Regions from separate parts of the Mus musculus genome. Here region 2 is linked to region 1. Evidence: chromatin loops called from intact Hi-C (ENCODE). Cell type or tissue: left cerebral cortex. All regions are shown on one strand. Links, peaks and the distances in the headings refer to the core of each region. The heading gives the core; the rest is flanking DNA.

Region 1 (2,911 bases), core at 194-2,693:
CCCTCTACTTCTGCTTATGAGACCATTAAGAACTGTATACCTAGTTTTGGAGAAAAGGAGAGGGAAGAAGGAAGGGGAGGAGACAGAGAAAAGAGAGCAATTGATGTTAATTGATTAACTGGGAAGAAGTCGTATCCTTATTCTTTAAGAACCCAGATTTGCAATGTGGAGAAAGAGAATGAGCAAGTGGAACGTGACTGCTTGCTTCAAGAACACAGCCCTATACCTGAGAGGAATGATAAGCCTTTCAGTAAAGAAGGAAGAGGAAAGACAAAGAACAGAGCATAACATCAAAGGAAAGTGGCAGTGTTCAGATAACGAGTGGCCAAAAAAGGAAAAAGAGAAATTGGAAGTAGAACTTGGCAATGTAAAAATTAATACTAATTAGACTCTTTGTCCCCTCCCCCAAACATTTAATTAGCATGCATTAAGTAATCAATCATTAAATCTATGTGAAATTAATTTGTTCTGAGATCTTTACACATATATGCTCAATTTGCAAGTGGCATGGTGAACTCCTCCCAATTTTAATTAATTAGAGCTGGCATTGGAGATGGAATATTTATTTATGGACCAGGTGCAATTAAGGAAGAAGGGCTATGCTCACCGAGAGAATGCCAAGAATACTGCAGCGTGTGAGTGCGGCTGACACTTAGAATCCCAGAGCAGTTTAAACCCCAAGAGTCACTTCCTTCAGACTATCACAGAGGATCTAGGATAGCCGAAATCTGAAGCTATGTGCTTTTCTCAATTTTTTGAAAAGCTAACAGAGATGCTAGATTTTGTCTTGATAAGACTGCACTGGCTAGATAAACTATCGGACTGTTGCTCTGCCTTTGGCTGGGATTATGTTCATTCTTTATGATAATGTTGGTTATCTTCTCCTGACCAGATGCCCCAATTATCAGTCAGCTCTGTCTTTCATGAAAAGCAGGAAATAATTTTATTTTAATCATCGAGTTTATTTGGTCTAAGAGATTTCTCTGGAAACAAAGGGAAAGGGCGGGGCACTAAGGGAATTGATAATGGAAAGCCTTAAAAAGAAAAGATAGAAAAGCCCTGTTCTTGCCCCAACCCTAACAAAGAGGAAGATTGCCCAAGTGATTGTGCCAAGTTCACACCATGACTTATTAAAAGTAATTAACAGCAGTCTTTCTGGTTCATCAAAGGTTACTTGAGGAATAAATTTCGTAAGTTAAAAAGTGGAAGATCCCTGGAGACACTAAGTCTCAAGCAAGAAAGTCACTCAGAGGCTGATGTGTACTATCCAGGGAGGGTGGTGGTGGCTGGTGTCTCTCCGGGATGGATGGAGAGATCCATCGGAGGCACACCGTCACCAAGTCTCGGTGTCTGAGGGGTCCTGGCTTGCTCACCCCTATGGTAGGAAAGAAGGGATGATCAGAAATGACCTTTAGGTTTTTGAGTGGCAATTGAAAGGTGCTGTTTGCTGAGGAAGAGAGCCAGAGAGGAGAAACAATGTCGACGCAAATATTATAAAAATCGCCTCAGGAGACCTTGGAAGTCAGAGATTCTAAGATTTACTCCTGTCCCAAGGGTCTCCGGGATGTTTGTAAAGCCAAGGACAGAAAAGGACAAGGGAGTTCGCCCAGCTGGGTACCAGGCTTTGTGCCTGCGGTGGGAGATCTCTGCCCAAGGCAGACGCCAGGGGTCAGTGCAGGCCCAGCATCCCCAACTGGAGCGCCGCCGAGGTCTCCCGCCTTCAGAGCGTGTTCATTACGGAAAGAATTTAAGAGAACTCTAAACGGCAGATTCGTTTATGATAGCGGCATTTACAGGCAGTTGTAATTATAGTGTATGGAAAACAATTATTCCCTCCTAAAATTGCTCTTTTAATTTTCTCTTATTTGTCCCACAGTGAATGTTAAATAAGCCTCATTGCTTTGCAGACTGCATGGGATATGTGCACAGAGAGAAGCTCCAAAGAATCTGTTACGAACCACACACCACGCTAACCTGCCCAGGCGCGCTCACACACGTGCACACGCGTCCCTTGTACACTTGACTGGCAAGCTCTGCCGAGCACACTGGTCCAGCCTGAGGCTTCCCACCACAGTCCCATTCCATGAGCAGCTCAGGGACGTCACGTGGAAAGCTCCTCTCCACCCATTAGAACATCCACTGGGCGGTCCTCAGGAGCCACTGCTCTCTGAACCGTTCTTCTCCCTCCAGCGTCCCCGGACATGCCTGGTAGCTCCAAACTGTATTGCACCGTGTTCCTGGGTCAGACATTATTGCTCAACAAACTTTCATCAACTCCGTTGTTTACGATCCTTAGCGGCAAAGTCCTTTGTACTTACCAGTCTCCAAAGTTTGGCCAGTGAGAAAACAGTTCCTGGCTGTATATCCTGGCTATAGCTCAGGATAGTGCTTTCCCGGGGACAATCGCAAATTGAATACCTTCCCCAAAAATGCTAGTTTGCAAAGTGCGGTGTTTTCATATTCCAACCCCTACCAAAGAAAGTGGAAAAGTCAGGTTCCAGAGCTGAATGTGTCTTTTGGAGACTTCTGCTACATTCAAGCGCCTTGGCCAAAATGTGCTGCATTTCAAAGCGTCTTGGGACTTTAGAGAGGTTTCAAAGACAAGGGGCTCAGCAGAGGTCTCCAACTGTCCTTGATGAGAGAATAGACGTCTTTAGACTCAGACTGTGGGGCAGATGGCTGGGGATGGGAGACAAAACACATCTTCTCAGTCAAAGACCAACGACCTTTAATAAAAGAATTAGGCGGTGACATTACATAGGTTCTCGGGCCATCTTGGAGTGATTAATGTTGGTGGATGGAGGCCAAGCTCTATTAGGAAAGGATGTGGAAGGCAGCCTCCTTGATTAAAAAGTTTGCGTTGGAGAGGGGACTGTTTGCAGTTTTAGAGAAGTGTTACTTTTAATTGGTT
Region 2 (2,911 bases), core at 214-2,713, 210 kb after region 1:
GAATTAAAGCCGAAGGTAGGACATAGAGATGGGAAACTCTGTCGGGGGACACCAAGCTTGATGAGGACCCAGCTGGCTGGATACTGGTGGGAACACTTGAGACTGCCTGTGTTTAGAGAGTAGTTTAACCAGCTTCCCCAATACCTAGCCAAATGCTCTTGAGCAAGTCCCCCAAATCTCTTGTAACCCAATATCTTCCGGTGGACAATGAACATCATTAACAGAGCCTATCTTATCATCATGAGGACTAAGAATACACGTGTAAACCCTGCAGAACTGTTGTAGCCTTGGGGGAGGGGGAGTTCTGTCAATTTCAACTGAAAACTTAATCCGGTTATGAAGTGGATTATGTTGGTTCCAATACCAACTCTAACATATTATATTACATTGTCCTAGTAATATAGCACTGGGCCTTAATCTACACAGACCTCAATCTGCTACGTTTTTCAGTGAGATCAGATGAAGGCACCTTTAGATCCCCAATGCCCTTTAAGTGGTATGAATGTATTTACACGGCATCACCTACTTCAGCCAAAATGTTAAGATCAGAGTCAGTTATCAGGCAGGCCATCTCAATAATCTGATCCTTCTCAATATCCAATCCTGTCATCTGTAAAACATAAATAAACAAGCATATAACAAACACATGAAACCACCTTTTGTTTTGTTTTGTTTTTGTTTTATTTTTTTGAGACAGGGTTTCTCTGTGTAGCCCTGGCTGTCCTGGAACTCACTCTGTAGACCAGGCTGGCCTCGAACTCAGAAATCCACCTGCCTCTGCCTCCCAAGTGCTAGGATTAAAGGCGTGCTGCCCAAGTTTACTTGACAGAGATTCCTTTGTGTGGACCCAGCTCACATTCTATGACCAGTAATGGTCTGGGCAGTACTCAGGGTATTAAGTTCTGAGTGCTCAGAGACTGCTAAAGGCACTTCCTGCGGGCGGGCCAGCTACTGTCAAACACATTTGTCCTGGGAACAGACTCAAAATAAGCAGGATGAAAACTTGACTACAGAAAAGTGAGCTCACGAACGTTACCTCTCGGAGGTTTACAATGGTTTCCGAAGTTTTCCCAACAACAACAACAACAAAAAAAGTTAACAAATGAACTCAGTTCGTAAGCAGAAAACTGGAGTTCAAGAGAGGCCTAGGTATGAATGCGTTAAAACTAAAATGGGTAACCTGAATCTTCCAATGGGGCCTCAATTTTCTCTTTTATGGAATGAGGGGTAAGGCTGAGTCATCTCCTGAGTCCTAGCTTAAGCAACCTAGTCTTTTAAGGCTAGGAGGTGGGGACGGAGCAGGGCTCAGAGTCGCTGCCCCAACTCTCACCCACGATCCTCAGAGTCACTAACGCGTAACACAAATTCACTTCTGGGTGGAGGTCGAGGCTAGGGAGAGGGGAGACACATGGACGGCTCCACCCAGATGGAAAGAAACCCCACAGTCCAGGGACAGTCCCAGACCCCGCAAAAACTCTTGACTCGGGGCTCCTGGGGCCGTGCTCACCTGTCGCACCTGACACCCAGATCCCTGCTGCTTCCCGGGACAGGGGAGTCCCTCGGTCCCACGCGCGAATCTGCGCTCGCCTCCCCGCACCCTCCTCGCCCCGGCCGCACTCTCACCTCCAGGTCCACCCAGACCATTCGCTGAGCCATGCTCTCCCCTGCCGCCATGGCTGCGCTACCTTCGCTGACACCTCGCGCCCCGAACTGCCCGCGCCTGCCACCCACGCCCCGCAACAGCCTGGCGCCCAGGGATACGCCTAGCATCACCCGGCACGAGCCGCCACGGCCCCAGCCCCGCCGGCCCAGCGCGCGCAGGCGCCACAGTCGCTAAACGTCGCAAACCCACGGGGAGGTGCCGGGAGAAGACTACAAGCCCCGGCATGCGAGGCGTCGGCTCGCCCTCCACAGCTACTCTCGGCTGCCGAAAGGGCTGATGGGAGTAGGAGTCCTTGGTCCAGCCTCCTGCTCCCCTCCCCCGCCACGTGTTTTCGGATGTTAAGGGACTTGCTAGTATTTCACCGCTAAAGTTTGTCTGTTTCCAGGAGATATCATTCCTGAGTTTTTATTAGTTCTAAGCTGCGAAGTTGAAGAGGCTTTACTTTGAAAAATATGGTTATATGTTTAAGAATTGTTTTAAATCTACCTTTTCCTTACTGCTACCTCCCTCAGTTTTTCTTTTTTTTTTTTTTTTTACCTGCCCCTCCCTTCCGCGTATTGAGTATATTTCTTATTTACTTGGAATCCGAGTGACGTGCTCTTTTGAGCTACAAGGCCAATTCCGCCATCACCGTTTAGGAGTCCTTAAATGGTCTCTTTTCTGAAAGATGACTTCGCACATATCAGGTGTTCCATAAATGTTCCTTTCCCATTATTGGCAGAAGCCTTGTCTCGTTTTCTAGGATGCCAGGACGTGTAGGCTGTGTTTCGGTTGTTAGATCGTATACTATTCTACCTTTTGCAGCCCACTAAAGAGAGTTGGAATAGCTCTGCCTGCTCTGTCCTGCGCTCTGCCTTTGCCGATCGCTCTGGTTTTAATAGACGGGTCCTTAATCTCCCACAATAGATACGGTTTTCATCACCTACGCTCGAAGGGGCCTCTGCGGAGATCTTATATTTTAGCTCAGTAGCAAACGCCTCTGCAAAGGGCAATTTTGTCACAAACGTGCTCAGTCTTGAATCACATACTCTGTGTCTTTTTCTGAAAGCTGTGTTGCCAGTAATTACAGAGCTTGTGGTTGGTGGCATAGTTATTCCTACCCGGTGAGCTGGTTTTGTGAGACAAACATTGTTGCCTAATCAAAGCTTTAAGGATGCTGCAACCTACAAGTGGATTTCAGCTACTCCACCGGTGACCTGCCAAGCTTGGCCAGAGAAACGGAAAAAATCATGGAAACGGGTGTCAAAT

The links. A loop is a pair of places that touch in the nucleus more often than their neighbours do. Peaks named below come from ENCODE experiments on the same cell type or tissue, not always from the same donor. Only the 100,000 strongest peaks of a DNase experiment are listed, where the experiment ranks them.
Region 2: it touches region 1 in a loop (2.5-fold over the local background); 2 of 42 quality-filtered maps call a loop at or near these places.

Annotation. Positions count from the first base shown.
Region 1 is chr9:48,265,161-48,268,071 of GRCm38, forward strand. Gm51672 (a long non-coding RNA gene) reads right to left here. Exons shown (of 4, transcript XR_003948154.1): 4 at 1-2,911. It also overlaps a transcript of Nxpe4 not described here. Among named protein-coding and RNA genes, the nearest start is that of Gm51672, 17 kb to the right of the region's middle. In left cerebral cortex, for the core only: a CTCF peak has its summit at 1,667; DNase peaks (open chromatin) are centred at 1,690 and 2,038; H3K4me3 peaks cover 1,087 bases.
Region 2 is chr9:48,478,784-48,481,694 of GRCm38, forward strand. Rexo2 (RNA exonuclease 2) reads right to left here and starts at 1,828. Exons shown (of 7, transcript NM_024233.4): 1 at 1,624-1,828; 2 at 527-610. The coding sequence starts at 1,770. In left cerebral cortex, for the core only: no CTCF peak of the experiment used is centred there; DNase peaks (open chromatin) are centred at 1,306, 1,897 and 2,552; H3K4me3 peaks cover 1,859 bases; H3K27ac peaks cover 508 bases.